Regions from separate parts of the Homo sapiens genome. Here region 2 is linked to region 1. A link is an interaction called in ENCODE POLR2A ChIA-PET data of the cell type or tissue named here. Cell type or tissue: B cell. All regions are shown on one strand.

What was found. Peaks named below come from ENCODE experiments on the same cell type or tissue, not always from the same donor. Only the 100,000 strongest peaks of a DNase experiment are listed, where the experiment ranks them.
Region 2: POLR2A ChIA-PET joins it to region 1 with 5 read pairs; 9 of 35 experiments call an interaction of 5 or more read pairs at or near these places.

What each region holds. Positions count from the first base shown.
Region 1 is chr11:65,501,819-65,504,318 of GRCh38, reverse strand. MALAT1 (metastasis associated lung adenocarcinoma transcript 1) reads right to left here. Exons shown (of 1, transcript NR_002819.5): 1 at 1-2,500. It also overlaps TALAM1. Among named protein-coding and RNA genes, the nearest start is that of MALAT1, 4.0 kb to the right of the region's middle. In B cell, no CTCF peak of the experiment used is centred here; DNase peaks (open chromatin) are centred at 47 and 1,155; H3K4me3 peaks cover 2,500 bases; H3K27ac peaks cover 2,500 bases.
Region 2 is chr11:64,770,978-64,773,477 of GRCh38, reverse strand. It overlaps SF1 (splicing factor 1), which reads left to right. Exons shown (of 13, transcript NM_004630.4): 3 at 1-48. Among named protein-coding and RNA genes, the nearest start is that of SF1, 6.3 kb to the left of the region's middle. RefSeq lists an enhancer at 653-742. In B cell, no CTCF peak of the experiment used is centred here; DNase peaks (open chromatin) are centred at 1,047 and 1,387; H3K4me3 peaks cover 1,880 bases; H3K27ac peaks cover 2,500 bases.

The DNA of each region.
Region 1 (2,500 bases):
AAAAAAAAAAGCTACAACAAGTAAGCCCCACCCCCTCCTCCCATCCCTCCAAATTCCAGGAAAAAAATTTTGAGTATGCTGATAAACTCACTGCAAGGTCTCATACACTCACTAGAACAGAAGGAAGAGCCAAGCACTCATATGCAATTCAAAATCCTGAATGGCTTCATGAAGGATGAAATGCCTCTGCAAAGGAAAATTCTTTAAAACCCCACAGGCACCCCCTCCCTTCCCTATATAAGGTCAATAGTGTAAAACATTGCCTACCACTCTAAGATTGTAAGCATTTAAAGTTAACATGCAAACTTTGGAAATGTGAAAAAGTATTACTCTAATCACTGTCAATTTATAGACCCCTGACTTTCTGGAAATAAAATGTGTAATTACCTTTTACTCTGATCATAATCTCCCACCTGTCTAAGAGGTTATTTATTCCTTATTTAGAGGGCCTCTATTGCCATGTGCCTGGAATTATTATATGCTCATCACTTTATGAAGAATAAAATTTGTCTTTCCTGCCTTAAAGTTACATTCGTTCTTCCGCTCAAATCCTGATCTGGTCCATTAAAGAGTGTTCGCAGACAAAGTTTCTGAAAGATTAGAGAAGAATCCCCCCCAAGATTGCCCCAACACTGAACTACAGACAAACACTATTTTATTTAAATAAGGAGACAGCTTTCTAAAAGTATACATTCTCTAATAAAAATAGTTTATTATTTTGAATGATTTAATGGTTTTCTACACAATTTACATCACAACATGTAAATTTTAGCAGTAACATCTGATTCTAACAGCACATCATGCTATTCCTTTCATAGAGCCTTCAGAGATTCAATGCTAAACAAATTTCCTTAGTTGGCATCAAGGCACTGATCACTTTAGAGGCTTTTAAGAAATTATTTAAAGATGCAAATGCCTCTGAGTGAAGTGTACTATCCCATCACTGAAGCCCACAGGAACAAGTCCTACAATTTTAAAAAGGCTCGATGGAAAAATTTCTCAATCCTGAAATCCCCTAGGGAAGGGGTCAGGAGAAAGTGCCATGGTTGATATTTAAGAACTCCACAGCTCTTAAAAATAAGCACTTATCCCTAACATGCAATACTGCAGATGCAAGTTAAACTTATCTGTTAACAGCTGCCTGCTGTTTTCTGCTCCCAGATGAAATGAAGCAACTCTTCTGATAACGAAGAGATACCTGTCTGAGGCAAACGAAACATTGGCACACAGCACAGCCTCCTCAATCCACTTGATCCCAACTCATCTCTCATTTATTTCGGCTTCTTTTATTCCAGGATTAATGTAGTGTAACATTTTCATTTCTTTTCGCTTTTATTCTGCTTTTGTAAAAGCAGTATTTTGAGATGGACATTGCCTCTTCATTGTATTTCTCATCAATTCATTATTTTTGTGGTTATAGCTTGACAAGCAATTAACTTTAAAATGGTAGATTCCGTAACTTTAAATTGGTAGCTTTCATTTGCTTAAAATTTTTTGGCATATGCAGATAATGTTCTCATCAGTAGTAAGAATCTCAGGGTTATGCTTATTCCCCAATGGAGGTATGACATATAATCTTTTCTGCCTTTACTTATCAATTCACCAAGGAGCTGTTTTCTCTGCATCTAGGCCATCATACTGCCAGGCTGGTTATGACTCAGAAGATGTTATCTGAAAAAAGTCTATAGAAAAAAAAAAAGTTTCCCCTCCCTCATCAACAAAAGCCCACCCTCTAAGAGACATTCAAGCTGAACTATCACAATTCTTAATCAGTTACAATTTACAAACAGATAAGTTTAAAATAAACAATTTACAAAATTTTTGAAGCATACCTTAACATCTTGTTTTGCAGTTAAACAATGGAAAAGTATTTCTCCTACACTAAAAAAAAACTTGCTTACACACAACTGAAAATAGAATCTTACTTGATAATACAAAAGCTACCATCAGAAGAAATCCCTTCAGGATCATTAAGCCACTTCCTTTGCTCTGCAGTTTCTATAGTAGTTTTAAATTATTATTAAATCACCTGAAAAAAATTCCAAAAGAGAACCACACACTACCATATCCAAACAACTTTTGCATTTCCCATAATTGTAGTTAATGTCAGCCCAGTAGGCCAGACCAACCCCCAGTTCAATACTTTCCTTCCCCAAAAGCTCTATACTTTGAAGGAAAACAGATACAGTATCAAATTATGACACTTTCCTTGCCCAAATTAATGCACTGGTACACCCAGTGGCTCATATTTAACTTCCCCCAGCTTCCCAATTCAAACTGGGGGGAAAAAAACTAAATCATTGGGAGTTACTTGCCAACTTGGAAGTTGATATTTCTTTACTTTTTCCATTCTAAGACTTTAAGTTCTCTGGCATGAGTTTATCTGCAATCATAAACTAAACAATTACCTAAACCCACCCCACCAATCCCAACCGTAACAGGCCACTGCCAACTAATTGCCAATATTTGCCCCTCCCCTTTAATAAAACTTTTAAGAAGT
Region 2 (2,500 bases), 730 kb after region 1:
TAAACTGCGCACAGGAGACCTGGGCATCCCCCCTAACCCTGAGGACAGGTTGGGAAACAGTTTTAACCAGCTGACAGTAACGCTTTTACCTTTTTCTCAATACGTTTTACTGGTGGCAACATATTGTGTCAGTTCAATAAAATCATAGTATGACGACTGTACCCTGACCACTTTGGGGATTAAGGTTTAATTAGAAATATGTATGGTCAGTCAACAGTTAGAAAATTGGAATAAAACTTAAAAATGTTGGGAGAATAAAAAGTTACAGGAAAATGGACAACTGGTTTCCAATTGGTAAGCATGTAGATCTTAACCTGATTTACCCACCCTTAGGGGACAGTGAGGTGGCCCGTTAACCTGCCTTTTCAGTACCTGCTTTGGCCAAAAGCCCAGGGCATAGAGTTTTTCTCACAGGTACACAGTGCAGGGACTAAAAATATTTTTGAGCATCACTGAACTTGAGCAAGCCAGGAGCTCTGGTCAGCTCATTGCTGCAGTCTTCCTGCTCATGGTTTTGAGATGGTTTCAAAATCAGATGAGATTTCTAACCAACTTCTTTCACTGCCAGTTAACTTTCAGCCTTGGCCATTGCCTTGGGGGTGTTGGGAGGGGCCAGAATATTCTCACCTATTTTGGGAAGGCATGCAACCAACCCTAAATTACTTTTTTTTTTTCCTTAAAGGGAGCGTGGGCCTCAAACAGCTGTGGTCATGTCATTTCAGTTTGCAGTTTCTCTCACCTCAGAAAAATAAATTGTGTGGGGGAGATGAACTTTTTTAAACTGGAATTTTATTAGCTGATTGAACAGCTAAAATTGGTCATTTAATTAGAAGGGCAGTAAGTCTCTCCCTCTCACTGAATTTTCTCTTAGTACATACAGAATAGTTGAAAAGACTTTGCTTTAAAAAGTAGTGTTTTTGGTTTTTGTTACCCAGTTAATAGCTTATTAAATCAGGAAGATGATGTAATGGCTTTAGAAGTCACTCACTCATGCATCTTTCTTCCGCCCTTTGCCAGGAAACATTAACTTCCTTGTTTCTCCATATTGACTCTTTAATTTGACTTACTACATTTGCTATATTTTACCTATAGATAGATTTTGGTTGTAGGGTTGTGTTGTGTTTCGTTTCTTTTTGAAGATTTTTTTTTTTTTTAAATTTACATTGTAGGTCATAGACCACAACTGTTTAGTGCCTTTTTGGCCTTTTTCCCTTTAATAATATGTCTACAGGTCACCAGTCAATTCCTCCAAAGGTTGAATTTTTAACAAACCTTCTTTGCTTCCTGGATAACTGGGATTAGAATTTAGTTGATCTAGCCGATGCCTGTTGGAGGTGAAGAAGTCGGGCCAGTCTAACCTCTAGAATACTAGCTTTTGCCTTTCACTTCTGCAATTTGGGAGGAGGTTAAACTGTTGTGAGGCCTTCACATGGCCAATTGGGTGCTGGTAAGACTTGTTTTTGTAACTAGCTAAGAATGCTTAATTCTAGACAGCTGTGGGGTGGGAATTAGAAATGTCAAGCATGTTAGAAATAAAACCAGAGCAGGGTTTTTCCTCCCTTCTATTCAGTTTTGAAAGAGGCCCTAATGCCTGATTGGTTTTGCTTTTGAGCCCAGGTTGGAGGGAAATGCATGGGTTTTCTTAATTAAGATAATTTCTTAAAAAGGTGTTATATCACTTAAGCCACTTTATTGTTATTTTGATGCTGCTTAACTTGCACAGTAAAAACATGTTTAAAACTTTTCTTGTAGACTTAAATGTATAAGATGGTAGTCTAATGAGCTGGGGTATGTTTGCTTTTGTTCACTCTTAATGGATTGTGCTAACAGTTTATACAAATGCTAGAAACGGAGGTGTCATTTAGCCGTCATTAGCCATGAACAAACCTGACCTTTTATTCCATCGTGTGTGTAACGTGGTGTGACATGGTTCCCTTTAGGCTGAAGACAGTGGGAGCAGCCGAGTTCAGTCCTTGCTCTCCAACTAGGCAAGGTTCTCTCAACTAAACCAAGGGTATAGGAGTCTTGATTACTTTCAGTATGTTTTTTTAATAACCTGATCCACATGGTCTCTTCCCTTCTTGCAGCTGCTACTAAATTTTCATTCAGAATATCAAGCTATGGTCCTTTTTGTAATCTTAACTCAAAATTCTAGGAGTGTAACCTCTCTTTTTTATTACCGCAAAATCCAGCTGTGGTAAACTGACCATTTTATCATTACATTTTTTTACTTGTAGCAACAGCATTTTACTCCTTAAAAAAATGAGAGAGAGAAAATCTGCTTTCTGGACTTGTAAACTCTGGTGGAGAATCATAGGTTTTCCCCTTGCTGTTTGCAGGTTCAGACCCTAGACAAGTATGACCAAATCTGCATTTGCAGCCTCTCGCAGAAGCTGCTTTAGCACTTTAACGTTTTTCTCTACCCAGACTCCCCAACCTCGAACAGCCAGAAAACAGGTTGTCTCCTGGGCCTTGGACACAGCCAGCCAGGCCATTGAAG